Regions from separate parts of the Homo sapiens genome. Here region 1 is linked to region 2. A link is a loop called in an ENCODE intact Hi-C map of the cell type or tissue named here. Cell type or tissue: PC-3. All regions are shown on one strand. Links, peaks and the distances in the headings refer to the core of each region. The heading gives the core; the rest is flanking DNA.

Region 1 (10,705 bases), core at 1,895-9,894, 120 kb after region 2:
GGCTTGGTGCGGGCGCCTGTAGTCCCACCTACTCGGGAGGCTGAAGCAGGAGAATGGCGTGAACCCGGGAGGCAAAGCTTGCAGTGAGCCGAGATGGCGCCACTGCACTCCAGCCTGGGCGACAGAGCGAGACTCCGTCTCAAAAAAAAAAAAGTGCTGAGAAAAAAAAAATGGACAAAATAGAAGACTTTGGATGGGTTTGAAAAGGCTGGGGTGGCAGGGGTGGTGGCTCTAGATTTCAGGCCAGGCCATCGCTCTGCCTGCTGCCCCTCAGTTTGGGCTGAATCCCCCACCAGGCCCCCCAACGAGGCCCCCCAGAGCCCTGCTCTTGTCCTGGCTCACACCTTTCCTACTCTGGTTCAGCGAGGGTTCAGACCAGTGGGGACCCCTGGAAGGTGAGATGTGGGCTGGGCTGGGGCCAGGGACAGGGCCAGGCCTGCCGGAGCCCCTTGCAGCTCGGCCCGACCACCCAGCTTTCCAGGAAGCCCGAGGGGAGGCTTGGCTGGCTCAGAGGAAGGACCTGTGTGCGCCAATGGTGGGGCTGGGGGCCAAACCAGGCCCCTCTGAGCGCCCACGCTCTGAGGAGGACCACAGCAAGTGGAGGGAGGCTGGCTAGAAAAGAGATACACAGGGAGGAAGGCCCGAGCTTCCCTATGCCTCAGTTTCCCCATAGGCCAAATGGCTCGCTGGCTGTGTGGCCCTTGTGGACACAGGGGATGCCTGAGATGATGTGGGACCAGGGAACTATGGCTCCACTGGGTCCTAGCCTTGGACGCCAAGCCAGATAGGATAAGGGGGGGCAAGTCCCGCCCTGACTTCTGGAGCCCTGAAGTAATGACTAACCCGGCTTTAGGCTTTAAGGCTGGGGCCTCCTACCAGAACACAGCCAGGAGAGAGTCACGTCCTCTTTCCTAAGATCTCTACCCCTGTCTACTCCCTCTTCCTCCCTCTGTGCTCTGCTGGGGACCCTGTGGGTACAGGGATGTGGCACCCCCAAGGCATTCAGGGCTCTGGGCCTCTCTTTTTTTAGAGACAGGGTCTCGCTCTGTCACCCAGGCTGGAGTGCGGTGGCAGGATCATAGCTTACTGCAGCCTCGAACTCCTGGGCTCAAGCGATTCTCCTACCTTAGCCTCCTAAGTAGCTGGGACTACAGGTGTGTACCACCATGCCTGGCTCCAGCCCCCTTTTTGGCTCTTTTGGGGGTACCCTAGTGGGCCAGTGTTGGTCCCAGGGGTCTTTGTCAGGACAAGGGAAATGTTTGGCCCAGAAGTGCCTGTCTATGGTTTAAGCAAGATCTGCAGCTGGCCACAGTGACTCCCGCCTGTAATCCCAGCACTTTGGGAGGCTGAAGCAGGAGGGTCACTTGAGGCCGGGAGTTCAAGACCAGCCTGGACAACACAGTGAGACTCCATCTCTACAAAAAATTTAGAAATTAGCCAGGTGTGTTGGTGCATGCCTGTAGTCCCAGCTTCTTGGAAGCTGAGGCAGAAGAATCGTTTGAGCCCAGGAGTTTGAGGTTGCAGTAAGCTATGATCTCACCACTGCACTCCAATCTGGGCAACAGGGCAAGACCTTGTCTTCTTCTTATTTTTTGAGATGGAGTTTTGCTCTTGTCACTCAGGCTGGAGTGCAGTGGCTCGATCTCAGCTCACTGCAACCTCCACCTCCTGGGTTCAAGTGTTTCTCCTGCCTTAGTCTCCTGAGTAGCTGGTATTACAGGCTCACACCACGATGCCTAGCTGATTTTCATTTATTTATTTATTTATTTTGTTTATTTTTTTTTGGAGATGGAGTCTTGCTCTATCACTCAGGCTGGAGTGCAGTGACGCAATCTCGGCTCACTGCAACCTCCGCCTCTCAGGTTCAAGCGATTCTCATGTCTCAGCCTCCCAAGTAGCTGGGATTACAGGCACCTGCCACCACGCCTAATTTTTGCATTTTTAGTAGAGACCGGGTTTTGCCATGTTGGCCAGGCTGGTCTCGAACTCCTGGCCTCAAGTGATCTGCCAATCTCAGCCTCCCAAAGTGCTGAGATTACAGGTGTCAGCCACTGCGCCTGGCTAAGACCCTGTCTTTCTTTTTCTTTCTCTTTTTTTTTTGAGATGGAGTCTCACTCTGTGGCCCAGGCTGGAGCGCAGTGGCGCGATCTCGGCTCACTGCAAGCTCCGCCTCCCAGGTTCACGCCATTCTCTCGCCTCAGCCTCCCGAGCAGCTGGAACTACAGGCGCCCGCCACCACACCCCGCTGAATTTTTTTTGTATTTTTTAGTAGAGACAGGGTTTTTCTCCATGCTAGCCAGGATGGTCTCGATCTCCTGACCTCGTGATCCGCCCACCTCGGCCTCCCAAAGTACTGGGATTACAGGCGTGAGCCACCACGCCCGGCCAAGACCCTTTCTTAAAAAAAAAAAAAAAAAATACACACACACACACACAGTAGTTGCTTCATGATGGGTGTATGTTTGGAGAAATTCGTCATTAGATGATTTTGTCATGCACAAACATCCCAGCGTACACACGCCTAGATGGTAGAACGTACTGCACACCAGGCTTCATGGTACTGTCTACTGCTCCCAGGCTATAAACCTGCAGAGCATGTGACTGTACAGAATACTGTGGGCAACTGTAACATGATGACAAATATTTGTCTCTAAACATCCACAAACAGAAAAGGTACAATAAAAATATGGTATAAAATCTTATGGGAGCCGGGTGCGGTGGCTCACACTTGTATTCCCAGCACTTTGGGAGGCCGAGGCGGGCAGATCACTTAAGGTCAGGAGTTTGAGACCAGCCTGGCCAACTTGATGAAACCCCATCTCTACTACAAATACAAAAGAATTAGGCGGATGTGGTGGCGGGAGCCTGTAATCCCAGCTACTCGGGAGGCTGAGGCAGAGAATTGCTTGAACCCAGGAGGTGGAGGTTGCAGTGAGCCGAGATCTCCCCACTGCACTCCAACCTGAGTGACAGAGTGAAACTCCATCTCAGAAAAAAAAAACAAAAACAGGCCGGGCGCAGTGGCTCATGCCTGTAATCCCAGCACTTTGGGAGGCCGAGGCGGGCGGATCACGAGGTCAGGAGATTGAGACCATCCTGGCTAACACGGTGAAACCCGGTCTCTACTAAAAATACAAAAAAATTAGCCGGGCGTGGCAGTGGGCGCCTGTAGTCCCAGCTACTCAGGAGGCTGAGGCAGGAGAATGGCGTCAACCTGGGAGGCGGAGCTTGCAGTGAGCCACTGCACTCCAGCCTGGGTGACAATGTGAGAGAGCAAGACTCTGTCTCAAAAAACCAAACTAAACAAAAAAAAAGAAAAGAAAAAAAAAGAAACAAAAACAAAAACAAAAAACAACAAATTAACTGAGTGTGGTGGTGGGCACCTGTAATCCCAGATACTCGGGAGGCTGAGGCTGGAGAATCGCTTGAACCCCTAGGCGGCAGAGACTCAGTGTCAAAAAAAAAAAAAAAAAAAAAGTCTCATGGGACTCCCTTCACATATGTGGTCCGTCAGTGACCGAAATGCTGTTATACTGCACATGACTGTTTGCTGAATGAACTCTGAGTCTTGCCCCCGGGTCTGGAGGGCTTCTCTTCCCGTGCCTTCCCGCACTCCACTGCAGCCATCATCTCATGTGGGGAGAGTGAGAAGGACCCTGATCCCCCTCCGAGAGCCTATACCACCCAGGCAGCAAAGCAGGGCCAGGCAGGGTGCACAGCCACCCCCAAGTGGTTCTCAGGCCCCACCTCTGGACCTCCTACCCTTTGCAGACCTGGAGATTCATTCATTTGTTTATCCATTCATTCATTCCACACATAGTTCTGGAGCCCTGCTGCGTTCCTCGGCTGGGTGCCGGGGTGTAGGCAGAGGATATAACAGCCAGGATACGTCCCAGTCCTCAAGGAGGTGCACATAAATAACACACGTGATGGTGACGTGGGACTTAGAAACTGGCAGGGGCTACGGGCAAAACTAGAAGGCAAATGAGTGTGGAGTGCTGGTGGCCTGGGGACGGGGGATGAGGAGGTGGCTTGTGAGCTGAGAATTGAAGGAGGTGAGGGGTGAGCTTGGGGACATCTAGGGGACAGGCATTGCAGGCAGAGGGTATGGACTATGCAAAGGCCCTAGGGCAGGACTGTGCCAGGGGTTTTGGAGGAAGAGTGAGGAGGCTGGTGGGGCTGGAGCAGTGAAGAGGGGAGGGGAGGAGAGGGAGGGGAGGGAGAGGAGGGGTCGGGACACACAGGGCATAGTGGGCTGTAGAGAGGATTTGGGCTTTTCCCCCAAGTGGGGTGGGAGCCATGGAGGACTGTGGGCAGGGGAGGGGCGGGACCTGACTTAGGGGCTCACAGGCGCCTTCTGGCTCAGGGGGTAGCCGGGTGACCAGGGCAGAGGGGACTACGCTTGTCGTGATGATGGAATCAGACTAGAGGCAGATCTGGGACAGATTCTGAAGGCAAAGGGGCTCGAGATGCGGGGAGGGCGGGAGCAGCTCTTCAGTCCCAGGAGGGGCACACATCAGCCCCGTGGGGTCTTCTCAGCTGTGTCCCACCCCAATCATGTCAAACACATTTATAGGAGCCCACAGCCCACACTCAACACAAGTTTAAAGGAGTACAGTTGTGCTCAAGTTGGCAGCGAAAACACCTTCCTTTCTCAGTGAGGTATTTTCTTTTTTTTTTTTTTTGAGACGGAGTCTCACTCTGTCGCCCAAGCTGGAGTGCAGTGGCGTGATCTTGGCTCACTGCAAGCTCCGCCTCCCGGGTTCACGCCATTCTCGTGCCTCAGCCTCCCGAGTAGCTGGGACTACAGACGCCCGCCACCATGCCAGACTGTTTTTGTATTCTTAGTAGAGACAGGGTTTCACCGTGTTAGTCAGGATGGTCTCAATCTCCTGACCTTGTGATCCGCCCGCCTCGGCCTCCCAAAGTGCTGGGATTACAGGCGTGAGCCACCGCGCCCAGCCCTTAGTGGGGTGTTTTCGCTCCAATCTCCAAGACCACTAAGAAAGTCTTAAAGGAACAAATTGCCATTTTCCAAACAATAGCTATTCTTAGGAGAAGTAACACTTCTTTTAGCTACTGCCAGGCCCTGGGAAGTCACCTCCCGGGCCTCAGTTTCCTCATCTGTAAAATAGGACTAATGCCTAACAGAGCTCACGCACGGCTGCGCAGACTAAAATGAGCCAAAAATAATAATAACAACTGCACCTGCCTGGCAGGTGGGAAAAGCTTGATGTTCCCCACCCCCACCCCCCTTTTTTTTGTCTTGTGAATGTTTTCTTGGCTCACCCAAGAGCTTAGAGACCCCCGGCGGCGGGGCCTGGGTCAGCGCCAGCCCAGGCCAGCGTTATTTATTTATTTATTTTTGATACAAAGTCTCGCTCACTGTCTCCCAGGCTGGAGTACAGTGACATGATCTCGGCTCACTGCAACCTCCACCTCCCAGGTTCAAGGGATTCTCATGCCTCAGCCTCCCAAGTAGCTGGGATTACAGGTGCCTGCCACCACACCTGGCTTATTTTTGTATAGTAGAGACAGGGTTTCACTGTGTTGGCCAGGGTGGTCTGAAACTCCTGACCTCAAGTGATCCCCCAGCCTCGGCCTCCCAAAGTACTGGGATTACAGGCCTGAGCCACGGCGCAGGGCCAGGCCGGTGTTCTTGGAGCCTTGTCTCTGCTGGGGATGTGTCTCCAGGGATGGATTCTCGGGAAGCAAGTGTGTGCCCTGCAGCCCCCAGGCACCTCTCCTGGACCAGGAGGCCCCTGATCGCCCACTGCTCTCCCTCACAGCAGGCCTCTGCTGTTGCTGTGTGCTCTGCCTGGACCAGCCTCCCGCTGGGTACACATGGAAAAGCCTCTTCATCCTTGGGCCCTCTCTGCTGTGCCGCCTCCTCCTCTAGGAAGCCCTCCTAGCTCCCCAGGGAGGCTCTGCCCCTCCTCAGTTCCAGCCCTGACTGCCTGGGGCTGGGAAGGGCTCCATGAAGTTCAAGGTAAACTCAGGAAGGGTCCCCCACAGCCCCTCAGGGAGCCTGCTGGGACCGATGTTCCAGACGGGGGCCCTCTTGTGTGTGGGGTGGGAGTGACGTCAGCCCTCCACAACCTAGTAAATGTTTATGGGCCGGGGGGCCTCGGCTTTGGGGTTCCCTGGAGCCCAGCAAGAGACCACCCCCTCGTGTTCCATTCTGGGGGGCCCGTCCTGCAGGCGAGGTGGGGGCGCCTGGCAGGCCTGCGCCAACCCTGGCGGCTAGCCCGGAATGGGCTGGGTGGGCGGCGAGCACAGCTCCTGGTCTGAGCCGTCGGCTCCCTTGAACACAGGGAGGCACCTGGGGCTGGGAGGTGCGAAGGGGCGTGCGGCCTTTAAATTTCAAGCTCCACTACCCAGGGTGGGCCTCAGCGCGCGCATCCGTGGAAGAGGGCTAAGAGATCTGGTACAGGGTTTGGGCCGCACACGGGCCTGGAGGGCCGGGGAAGGGCTTGCAGGGGGCGGAGGCCTGCGTGGAACCAGTCCCAGAAGCGGCCATGGTGCAGGGCTGAGGGTGACCGTCGTGGGGACGTGGACTAGTCTTTCCTCCTGTCCAGCCTTCGGTGTCCTTGGCTGGAGGTTTGGGGCTGTATTGCCCATTCCTAGAAGCCATCACTTCCCGGCTGCGGTGGGCAGGATGCATGGGAAGGAAGGGGGATGAGGGACAGACAAGGCCTGGAGTGCGGAGGAAGGGATGGAATCTGACGCCTGTGGTCACCGCGGGGCTGGGGGCCTGGGGATGACCGCCCGGGTCCACACTGCCCAGCAGGCCGTGCTGTGGTGGGCGCTGCCCCCTGCCGGCCGCAGTAGAGACAGAGGCCGGTGCCCTCGAGTGGATGCGATGCCCGTGAGTGGATGGGATGCCTGCAGGGAGGTGGAATCGTCTTTCTTTGTGGGGCATCTCTGAGGGGCCCTTATTCCCATTTACCAGGTGGGAAAGCTGAGGCCTGGGTGCTGCCGTCCTCTGAGGACAGAACAAGGAAAGAATCAAGTTCTGGGGTTCGAACCCAGAGTGTTTAACAATGACTCTATTAGGGCTTGGACAGGTGTCAGGGCCCCTGCCCCTCTGGGTGCGGGGTGGGTGTGTCCGCCCTTTCTCAGGGAGCCCGAGGCCCGGGCACCCAGCTCCGGAAGTGGACGTGACCCTGAGCTGTTGCATGCCCCCCTTGTGCTGGAACACGCGTGGACATCTGTGCTCTCTCCAGAGAGGACTTCGAGGCAGGCGCTGGAAGAAGGGACCCAGAATCTCTGTACACAGTGGCTCATGCCTATAATCCCAGCACTCTGGGAGGCTGAGGTGTGAGGACTGCTCGAGGCCAGGAGTTTGAGACCAGCCTGCACAACACAGTGAGATCCTGTCTCTACAAAAAATAAAAATAAAAACAATTAGCTGGCTGTAGTGGTGCACACCTGCAGTCCCAGCTACCAGGGAGGCTGAGATGAGAGAGTCGCATAAGCCAGGAAGGTCAAGGTTCCAGTGAGCCATGATCCTGCCACTGCCCTCCAGCTTGAGAGACAGAGCAAGACTATGTCTCAAAAAGACGAATTTTTGGTAGAGACAGGGTCTCACTGCGTTGCCCAGGCTGGTTCCAAGCTCCTGGCCTCAAGCAATCCTCCCACCTCAACCTCCAAAAGTGCTGAGATTACAGGCTCAAACCACCAGGCCCAGCCTACAACATTTTTTAAAAAAATTAACCAGGCATAGTGGCGGTGGCCATAGTCCTGGCTACTCGGGAGGCTGAGGTGGGAGGATTGCTTGGGCCCGGGAGTTCCAGGCTGAGTTACTACTCGGGGGTGGACAGAGAAGGATATGAGGCTGAAAGTGAAGTTTGGCTTTTCACATCTAGGCCCCGCGGATGGGCTTGAGAAAAGGGAAGAGATGGGGCCGGATACGGGTCAGGAGGGCCATAGCCAGCCCTGCCGGTTCCTGCTGTCCCCGGCCCACCAGCAGGGCCCAGATCCATCCCAGCCAGGGCTGTGCACAGCTCCGCTCCCCTGGGTGGAGCCTGGAGCGCCCTAATTTGCAGCCCACCGCAGCATGTGGGAGCTTGCAGGCTTCCTCTCCAGCTGCCAGGGAGCATGAGCCAGTTCTGGAGAAGGGGCCCGGGGTGGTGCCAGCATTCCAGGGCCACCTAAATCACTGGCCTGACAGGTGGCAGGAAGGGATCGCAATTCTTTCCCTTGTCGCTGCCACCAGCCAGGTGCTGAGGGGGGTCCTGTCCCGCTCTGCCCTAGCCCCAGGGGCTGCGAGTGACCTGCCGGATGGGGACGGCTGCTGGACCAGCCTGTCCGGGGCTCTCCGCTCCAGTGCCCAGGAATTTGGAGACAGGGCCTGGGCGTGTTTTCCACATGTTGTTGGCTTTGGGGACAGGCCCAGAGAAAGGATGGCTCAAGATCTGCAGGGGGGTTGTGACCAGAGCCCACAGCGCTGAGGGAAGGGCTGTGGGCGGCAGGGCCCATTTTCCACTTGCTGGCAGGTCACTGGCACGCTCCTGCCCTGCCCTGGGAACTGGGGGAAGCAGAGGCTGGGGCGCATCCCAGCCGTCTCCCCTCCTGGGCTCCCGATGGCCCCAGCCTGATGCACTACCAGTTCTGTGGGGCCAGGCTGGTACCCTTGGCAGGGACGGCAGGCGGCAGGCAGGCGCGTGTGCAGGGGGCCTTATCTTATCTCCCTTCCTCACTCCCTCCCAGATCCGCCCTCACCGGCTGCTGTGTCGCCGTCATCAAGCCCTCCGGACACTGACACACACACAGACACAGAATTTATTTCTGGACGCATTCTGCAGGCTGGAGGTCCCGGCAGGCACAGGGCTCACACCTTGGGTTTTGCAAACACCTCCCAGCCCTCCAGCCGGCCCATCTTGACCAGGGAGGCCGCTATGCCAAAGTACACGCAGGCGGCGGCGCCAATCCCGTAGTTGTGCGCTGTGGGAGTGGGGAGGTGATGTCAGGCCCGGGTGGGGCTCGGCCGGACCAAGACGCTCCACGCCCTGGCCGGTGCCCACCCTGGGAGCCAGACTGAGACCCCTGACAGGACACTCTCTTCAGGGATTAAGTCACTCAGGAAGAGGGCCCTAGACTCTGGAGATGTGGAAACTGATGCACAGAGGGAGGCCGGAGTCCAGGTTGCTTCCCAGCAGGAACCCAGGCTGTGGGTCCTCATCCCGCCCCACACTGACTTCCCCCTGCGAGGACACCGTGCTGCCCCCAGCTGGGGCTGGGGCAAGGCTGGGCACCGGGCCATGGTGACACATCGGTGTGTCTCAGTCTCTCCTTTGCCCATGGATGCCAGGGCCAGGCCACGCATCTGTCCCGTGGTCTGTGTACCGAGGAGCCCCGACAGTGCCCCCACTTCTCCAGGCTCTCCTGCTCCGAAGCCTCCGGGCCAGAGGAGGAAGGAGGTGTGTCCCCACACACCAGGACCTAAAGGGACTCACACTCTTTGAAGAGAGACAGGGAGGCTGGCTTGGGGACAGGGAGCAGTTCCAGCCTGAGCTGGGCTACAGTCAAGACCTCAACCCACCTGCAACCTCTGACCAGTTCCAGTGGGAGCTGGGGAGGGACAAGGCCTCCCCAAGGTCTTGACGCAGAGACAGCAGTGACGGCGTACGCCCTGCCCTCGCACCCTCCCTCTCTGCCTGCCTGGAACCTGCCATTCATCACTCCCAACATGCCAGGCCAGAGCGGCTGAGCTGCAAGAGGGCTCGTTCACTCCTCCCGCTGGCCCTGAGGGCCCGAGCCTTGGCGGGCTGGGGGTAGGCCAGGGGCACAGGCGGGCACTGACGCTGAGCCCGGGCCCATGGGAGGGCAGGAGTGATGTCTGGCTCATGCTCCAGACGGGCTCCCCTGTGCCAAGCGTGGCCTTCTCCACCAGGGCTGCACCCTCTGATGGCTGCAAAGAAGGCCACTTGCTCCTCCAGGTGACCTCGGGCCACTTAATTCCCTCCCTGAGCCCTAATACCCTTTTCTGTAAAGTGAAGGTTGCGGGGGCAGCTCCCCTGCAGGGCTCCAGGTGCAGGGAGAGAGATGGCAGGGCGAGACTCCATCCATCCTCCTCTCTGACTCACAGGCCAGTGGCAGAGACAGGGGGTGACCTTGGTGACCTGTGTCCTCTGACAAGGCACACAGAAGGAAGGCGGCACAGAGCGAGGGCGGCGGGGATGCTGGCTTGTACACAGGGTGGTCAGGACAGTGAGGGGAACAGCATTCCACGCAGTGCACTGCCCATGCAAAGGCCCTGGGGCAGGACTGTACCTGGCATGTGGGAGGAGCAGTGAGGAGGCCCGTGTGGCTGGAGCAGAGTGAGGAGGGGAGGGTGGGGAGGGGACAGGGCAGGTCAGGGAGGGCCACAGTAGGTGCTTAAGCAGCAGCAGCAGCTGTCGCTATGACTGAAATGGCTGGTGTTCAAGAAGGCTGCTTTACTTCTTGTCCGGGATGGAACAGAGAGGGTGGAGGATGAGCAGAGGTCAGGGGTCATTCTGCCAGGCTGGGAGGAGGGTGGGGGTGGGGAGGGGGCCACTCACTGCGTGCTCCCAGAGTCAGGCCTCCGGCGCAGCCACCGAGGAAGTAGTTCAGGGGGTCGTCGGGCTTCTCGCGGACATGGGCGCTGATGCAGGTGGTGAGGCCAAACACGGCCCCGACAGCAGCTGCGGGGTAGACGGGAAGAGCAAGGGCCTCGAGACGG
Region 2 (8,000 bases), core at 1-8,000:
TTTGGCCGGGCAGGGTGGCTCATGCCTGTAATCCCAGCACTTTGGGAGGCCGAGACAGGTGGATCACTTGAGGTCAGGAGTTTGAGAGCAGTCTGGCCAACATGGTGAAATCCCGTCTCTACTAAAAATACAAAAATTAGCCAGGCGTGGTGGCACATGCCTGTAGTCCCAGCTACTCAGGAGGCTGAGGTGGGAGAATTTCTTCAACCCGGGAGGCGGAGGTTGCAGTGAGCTGAGATCACGCCACTGCACTCCAGCCTGGGCAACAGAGCGAGACTCTGTCTCAAAAAAAAAAAAAAAAAGTAATTACGGTTTTTGCCATTGAAAGTAATGGCAAAAACCGGCCGGGCGCAGTGGGTCACCCCTGTAATCCCTGCACTTTGGGAGGCTGAAGTGGGTGGATCACCTGAAGTCAGGAGTTCAAGACCAGCCCAGCCAACATGATGAAACCCACATCTCTACTAAAAACACAAAAAATTAGCCGGGCGTGGTGGTGGGCACTTGTATTCCCAGCTTCTCAGGAGGCTGAGGCAAGAGAATCACTTGAACCCGGGAGAGAGAGGTTGCAGTGAGCTGAGATTGCACCACTGTGCTCCAGCCTGGGCAACAAGAATGAAACTCCGTCTCAAAAAAAAAAAAAAAAGGCAAAAACCTCGATTACTTTTGCACTGATCTAATTTAAGGAGCAGAAATTTTGCTGGGCTTGGTGGCTTATACCTGTAATCCCAGCACTTTGGGAGGCTGAGGTGAGGGAATCACTTGAGGCCAGGAGTTTGAGACCAGCCTGGGCAACACAGCAAGACCTCATCTCTACAAAAATTTAAAATATTAACCATGCGTGGTGGTGCGTGCCTGTAATCCCAGCCACTCGGGAGGCTGAGGTGAGAGGATTGCTTGGGCCCAGGAGGTGGAGGTTGCAGTGAGTCATGACTGCATTACTATGCTCCAGCCAAAAAATTAACTAGAACAGAAGTTCCAATATCATCTGGTCCATGGCTCTCAATCGCCCACCTCAGATGCCACCTCCTGCCACTCTCATGGACGATCCCCATTTGCAAAAAAGAAACTGCGGCTGTGAAGGGTTGGCAGACTGGGCAGGAACTCACAGACTCCCCATCTCTGCTTCTTGGTGTCTTGAAGGGAATTCTACGACCCCGGCTTCCAGGGGCAGCAGTCCTCCGAGGACCTGCACGTGTTTTACTCCTACCAGCAGCTGGGCTGTCCTCTCCTCGTCTACTATGACACCCTATGGAAGCCCGTGGTGGAGCTGTAAGACCCCAGGGGGGTGCTGCAGGGTGGGGACGGTGGCAGGGCCTCATGCTCCCTGGCCCTGGGGTACCAGCCTGGCCCTCCAGGCTCCCCTAGATCCCTCAAAATGATGATGGTCACTGTTTCCCACCGTGCTCCTGCCCCAGCCCCACTGGCCCCCAGGGCCCTCTCCCTGGAACACCTTTTCTTTTTTTGAGACAGGGTCTTGCTCTGTCGCCTAGGATGGAGTGCAGTGGCATGATCTCAGCTCACTGCAGCCTCTGTCCCTTGGGCTCAAGCGATCCTCCCACCTCAGCCTCCCAGGTAGCTGGGACCACAGGTGCCCACCACCACACCCAGCTAATTAGCAGAGATTTGGTTTCACCATGTTGGGCAGGCTGGTCTTGAACTCCTGACCTCAGATGATCCGCCTGCCTTGGCCTCTCAAAGTGTTGGAATTACAGGCATGAGCCACTGCGCCCGGCCGATGGGCTTTTCTTTATGCCTGTGCACTCCTGCTGTCTTCCTGTTCTTTTTTTTTTTTTTTTCCACTCTGTCACCCAGGCTGGAGTGCAATGACATGATCTTGGCTTACTGCAACCTCCACCTCCAGGGTTCAAGCGATTCTCCTGCCTCAGCCTCCCGAGTATCTGGGATTACAGGCGCGTGCCACCATGCCTGGCTAGTTTTTGTATTTTTAGTAGAGATGGGGTTTTACCATGTTGGTCAGGCTGGTCTCGAACTCCTGACTTCGTGATCCACCTGCCTCAGCTTTCCAGAGTGCTGGGATAACAGGCGTGAGCCACCATACCTGGCCATCTTCCTGTTCTTATAAGGACACCAGTCTTATCAGATCAGGGCCCACCCTACATCCTATGACCTCATATAGCTTTTCTTTTTCTTTTCTTTTTTCTTTTTTTCTTTTCTTTTCCTCCCTTTCCTCCCCTCCCTTCCTTCCTTCATTTCCTTCCTTTCTTTCTCTCTCTCTGTTTCCTTTTTTCTTTTTTTTTTTTTGTGTTGGCGTCTTGCTCTGTTGCCCAGGCTGGAGTCCAGTGGCATGAACACAGTTCATTGCAGCCTTAACCTCCCAGGCTCAAGCGGTCCTCCTGCCTCAGCCTCCCAAGTAGCTGGGACTGCAGTTGCATACCACAATGCCCGGTTAATTTTTTTTTTTTTTTTTTTTTTTTTTTTTTTGAGACAGAGTCTCGCTCTGTCGCCCAGGCTGGAGTGCAGCGGTGTGATCTTGGCTCACCGCAAGCTCTGCCTCCCGGGTTCACGCCATTCTCCTGCCTCAGCCTCCCGAGTAGCTGGGATTACAGGCGCCCGCCACTGCGCCCGGCTAATTTTTTTTATTTTTAGTAGAGATAGGGTTTCACCGTGTTAGCCAAGATGGTCTCGATCTCCTGACCTCGTGATCCTCCCGCTTCAGCCTCCCAAAGTGCTGAGATTACGGGCGTGAGCCGCCGCGCCTAGCTCCGAGCAGACTTTTCCTTCCACCCTGTTATCAATGCTCAGTGCTGGCTGCTGCCCATCTCCCCATGCACCCAGCTCTTTCTCCTGGCCTCCCCGCAGCCCACACACGGCATCCTCAGCTGGGAGCGGCAGGCGTCCTTTGGTTTCCTCTCTGTCACCTCCCACCCCCCAAGCGGTTTTGCAGCCGTCCAGGTGGCTGTGGCCCGGGTCTTCCTGGGTTGTCCCTGCTCCCTGCACAGCCCTGCCCCGTGCCTGTGTCCTAGGTGGCGAAAAGACAGTTTCCAGGAGGTCATCGACGCCGAGTATGTGTTACTGGAGGTGAACGGGCAGTTCTCATACTCCTATTCCCTGACGGCCCAGTCGGCCATGTGTACCTCCCAGCCGCAGAACTGGACCACCATGATAAAGGAATTCGGGGGGCCCTTCTTCTGGAACAGAGAGGTAACAGGACCCTAGGATCGTTTCCAGAAGAATCAGCAGCCCACCAGGGGGTGGGAGAGTGCGTGAGGACACCGTGCGGCCATGGAACTGAGTATGGAATGAAAGAGTTGGGGCGCGGTGGCTCACGCCTGTAATCCCAGCACTTTGGGAGGCTGAGGCAGGTGGATCATGAGGTCAGGAGTTTGAGACCAGCCTGGCTAACATGGCAAAAGCCCGTCTCTACTAAAAATACAAAAATCAGTCGGGCATGGTGGCGGACACCTGTACTCCCAGCTACTCAGGAGAATCACTTGAGCCTGGGAGGCAGAGGTTGCAGTGAGCACAGATCACGACTGCAAAAGACTCGAAGGTCCTTTAGGGGATCTAGCAGGAACCCCAATTCCTTTTAGGGGTGTACAAGGCCTTTGAGGATTTAAGGAACTGACCGAAGGACGGGAAATGCAGGCACCAAGGTGTTCAGGGGGCTTTGCTGATGATGAGAAATGCCTGGGACCATCCCAATGCTTGCTACTGAGGGATGGATGGAATTCCCGGGCTGTCTTACTCAGTGTGCATCTGTTTTATTTTTATTTCTTTTAGGCAGGGTCTCACTCTGTCTCCCAGGCTGGAGTGCAGTGGTGCAATCTCAGCTCACTGAAGACTCAAGCCTCAAGTGATCCTCCCACTTCAGCCTCCCAATTAGCTGGGACTACAGGTGTGTGCCACCATGCCCAGCTAATTTTTGTATCTTTTTTTTTTTTTTTTTGTAGAGGCAGGGCTTCAGTATGTTACACAGGCTGGCTTTGAACTCCTGGGCTGAAGCGATCCTCCCATGGATTATAGGTATAAGTCACCACGCTCAGCCTCAGTGTGTATTTCTATCATACGAGTGATGTCCTGTCCCTACAAAGAGATTGCATCAGTCCACGTGTATCTTCCCGGGACACAATGTTTTGTATCAGGAATGCAGTGCATGCAGCAAAGCCACCAGCAGATGGTGTCCTGGCTCTTTTTTTGCATTTGCTTTTTTTTTTTTTTTTTGAGACGGAGCCTCACTGTGTCCCCCAGGCTGGAGTGCAGTGGCGCAATCTCAGCTCACTGCAACCTCCACCTCCCGAGTTCAAGCAATTCTCCCGCCTCAGCCTCCTGAGTAGCTGGACTTACAAGCACCTGCCACCACGCCCGGTTAATTTTTGTATTTTTAGTAGAGACGGGGTTTCACCGTGTTGCCCAGGCTGGTCTTGAACTCCTGACCTTGTGATCCGCCCGCCTCGGCCTCCCAAAGTGCTGGGATTATAGGCGTGAGCCACTGCGCCCGGTCGGCTCTGTTGGTATTTCTATATGCATTCTTCATATGGGCTGTCTCATTGCAAATTGCATGAGTGCATTTAAGAGATGGCCCCATTACTATTTTTTTTCCATCAGCTGTGGTGAGTGGCTGCTTTTGTAGAACATGAAGTTTTCCTGGACAGGCACAGTGGCTCACGCCTGTAATCCCAGCACTTTGGGAGGCCAAGGTGGGCAGATTACTTGAGGACAGGAGTTCAAGACCAGCTTAACATGGCAAAACCCCGTCTCTACTAAAAATACAAAAATTACCTGGGCATAGTGGTGCACGCCTGTAATCCCAGTTACTGGGGAGCTTGAGGCAAGAGAATCGCTTGAACCTAGGAGGTGAAGGTTGCAGTGAGCCGAAACTGCACCACTGCACTCCGGCCTGGGCAACAGAGCGAGGCTGTTTCTCAAAAAAGTAACATAAAATAAAATTTAAAAATAAATAAATAAAGAGTGGCCAGGTACTGTGGCTCACGCCTGTAATCCCAGCACTTTGGGAGGCCGAGGTGGATGGATCACTTGAGGTCAGGAGTTAGAGACCAGCCTGACCAACATGGTGAAACCCCGTCTCTACTAAAAGTACAAAAATTAGCAGGGCATGATGGTACCCACCTGTAGTTCCCGCTACTTGGAAAGCTGAGGCAGGAGAATTGCTTGAACCTGGGAGGTAGACATCGCGGTGATCCCAGATGACACCACTGCACTCCAGCCTGGGGGACAGCAGAAGAAAATGTCTCAAAATAAAAAAGTCATTGGAAGCGCCTGACTCTCACCCAGGCTAAGTTATTAAGCCTCCAGCCTCCACAGCCCAGGAAGGCCTGAAAGCAGGCATGTGGCAGACTGCCACGGTTACTACTTGAGACGGTCACTACAACAGTTACTACTGCTACTACTTGAGACCTTCGTTACAAGACTGAAGGAAGGGGGAACGAATGTAGAAATGAAAACTTAAGACAAAAGAAACTGTTTTAAAGAAGAGGCATGGGGAAGAAGAGAGCTCCCCGCTTCTAGTGAGTAAAGGCAGTCCCTCAAGCTTCCACAGACCTGCGTATTTATTGAGTAGAAACAGCAGGGAGGGGCCAGGCGAGGTGGCCACGCCTGTAATCCCAGCACTTTGGGAGGCTGAGGTGGGTAGATCACAAGGTCAGGAGATTGAGACCATCCTGGCTTACATGGTGAAACCCCATCTCTACTAAAAATACAAAAAAAAAAAAAAAAAATTTGCTGGCCACGGTGGCGGGCACCTGTAGTCCCAGCTACTCGGGAGGCTGAGGCAGGAGAATTGCATGCATCCGGGAGGCAGAGCTTGCAGTAAGCCGAGATCGCGCCACTGCACTCCAGCCTGGGCAACAGAGTGAAACCCCATCTCAAAAAAAAAAAAAAAAAAAGAAAGAAAAGAAAGAAAGAAAGAGCAGGGAGGAGCAGGTAACGATTGGTCAGCTGGTTAATTGATTACAGGTTCATATTATTACTAATAGGCTTCAGATGTACCAAATCAGAAGAAACACTGTGCCTGGCTCGTGACCGCCCTCAGCATTCCTTCTGGGCGGCAGACGCAGTTTGTCAGTTTGCCAACATTCTGCTTTTATGAGAAAGTTTGCTGTTTACTCATATGGCCTCCAGTGGTATACGGAGTTGATCACCACCCTCAATCTTTCGGCCTCCAACAGAGGCAGGTGAGATGGAGGCTGAGCAGCCTCCATCCACTCTTCTCTGCAGGGAGCATGAACCTGCCCACACCATGGGCACTTGGCCCCAGAGTCCCACCCATGCGTGCCTAATGAGGACTGGGGTGGGTGCAGGGCCTCCGCAGGGAGGAGGGAGGCTCAGGGCCCCCTCCCCAGTCCCTAGGGCCAGTGGGCATGTCTCTGTCCCCCACAGAACTATGTGAGCTGCCACGACCCCAACAACAATGCCCCTTTGAGGTGGCCAGACGTCCAGTATCAGATCTTGGGCGGCCGGACAGCAAACCAGATCATTTTCGGCCACAATGGCTTTTATGTCTTCTACATTTCGATCGTGGATCCGTACTACAGGTGAGTGGGCCCATCTGCCCCTACGACAGGGGACGCCTGGTGCCCCTGGGGGCAGGTCACCCGTTTCGGGGGACATGCAGGTCCTGGCTAAACCTGAATTCCCCCAACAGCCCAGGCCGTCCCCAGGACAAGTGATGTTTTAAGTTCTGGGTGACATTTGTTCCCATGTGAACTAAATACTCATTTCAGAGTCCTGCACTGAGTGCTGGGGGAACAGCAGTGACCAGAGGCTGTGCCGCTGCCCTGGCGCACCTGAGTCGCCCTCTCCTACTCCCCATGGCTAGAGTGTGCTGATGGCTGTGGGCCAGAGCTGGCTCAAACTGGCTCACCAGGAGTAGACTCTCAAATATTCAGGAATCTTCAGCCTGGCCAACCTGGTGAAACCCCGTCTCTACTGAAAATACAAAAATTAGCCGGCTGTGGTGGCAGGTGCCTTTAATCTCAGCTACTCGGGAGGCTGAGGCAGGAGAATCGCTTGAACCCGGGAGGCAGAGGTTGCAGTGAGCTGAGATTGCGCCACTCACTGGCCTCTAGCCTGGGTAACAGAGCGAGACTCCATCTCAAAAAAAAAAAAAAAAATTCAGGAATCTTACACCAATCAATTTCATGTCAGTGGCTTCGAATCAGCCACAGTGGAAATATTTACACTACGGGAATTGGCAGACACTACCCAGGAGGCCTTTCCCCTCTGAGAGCCAGTTGTTAAATATTTAGCACTGACAGGTGCTGAGGAGATTATAAAGCCACATCGAAGCCATGCCATGTGGATCAGTGTGTCCCTTTGGAAGGGGGACACCAGGTGGAAATCTTCCTCATATCCTCACCCCTACTGGAAGTCATTGTCACTTATCACCTGTCCTCTCCAGTAGGATGAAAGTTCACCCCCTGAAAAAAAAACACGTGGAGGTCCTGCCTTCTCTAGAGGCCCCAGACTAGGAGGATCAGCTCCGGGGTGGCAGCAGGTGGAAGGCACTGGGTAGGGTGAGGATGTCCACCAGAGAGAGGAGACATGTGTGGGACTCTCCCGTGCCACAGGTGCTCCCTGCATCACGTGACCTGCACTGTCCCCCTCCCTGCCGTGGATTCTGTGACACCCCTGAACCTTTCCTGCCCTGACCTAGCCTCCACTGTCACCCACCACTTCCTAGTTGTTGATGGACCATTTAGTTAATTTGCCCCTTCCGCCCTCTCTAGCCAGAGCCTGGGCATTGGGGGAGAATAGGGATCCTGGTGACAGCTGCCAGAGGGCATGGAGAGGATGGCTGACTCAGAACCCATAAAAGTCGGCCTGGCACAATAGCTTACGCCTGTAATCCCAACACTTTGGGAGGCCAGGACAGGTGGATCACTTGAAGTCAGGAGTTCGAGACAAGCCTGGCCAACATGGAGAAGCTCCGTCTCTACTAAAAATTAGCCAGGTGTGATGGTGGGCGCCTGTAATCCCAGCTACTCGGGAGGCTGAGGCAGGAGAATCGCTTGAACCCGGGA

What was found. Peaks named below come from ENCODE experiments on the same cell type or tissue, not always from the same donor. Only the 100,000 strongest peaks of a DNase experiment are listed, where the experiment ranks them.
Region 1: a loop joins it to region 2, with 28 times the contacts of the local background. A loop is called at or near these places in 7 of 110 quality-filtered maps.

Annotation. Positions count from the first base shown.
Region 1 is chr19:5,885,909-5,896,613 of GRCh38, forward strand. It overlaps NDUFA11 (NADH:ubiquinone oxidoreductase subunit A11), which reads right to left. Exons shown (of 4, transcript NM_175614.5): 3 at 10,545-10,667; 4 at 8,767-8,946. The coding sequence ends at 8,834. Among named protein-coding and RNA genes, the nearest start is that of NDUFA11, 13 kb to the right of the region's middle. RefSeq lists an enhancer at 6,348-7,154 and silencers at 6,770-6,829, 7,396-7,596. In PC-3, for the core only: CTCF peaks have their summits at 6,817 (motif pointing left) and 7,018; no DNase peak of the experiment used is centred there; H3K27me3 peaks cover 413 bases.
Region 2 is chr19:5,769,804-5,777,803 of GRCh38, forward strand. CATSPERD (catsper channel auxiliary subunit delta) reads left to right here. Exons shown (of 22, transcript NM_152784.4): 19 at 1,141-1,269; 20 at 2,985-3,162; 21 at 6,358-6,512. Among named protein-coding and RNA genes, the nearest start is that of PRR22, 11 kb to the right of the region's middle. In PC-3, for the core only: a CTCF peak has its summit at 4,118 (motif pointing right); DNase peaks (open chromatin) are centred at 4,088 and 6,058.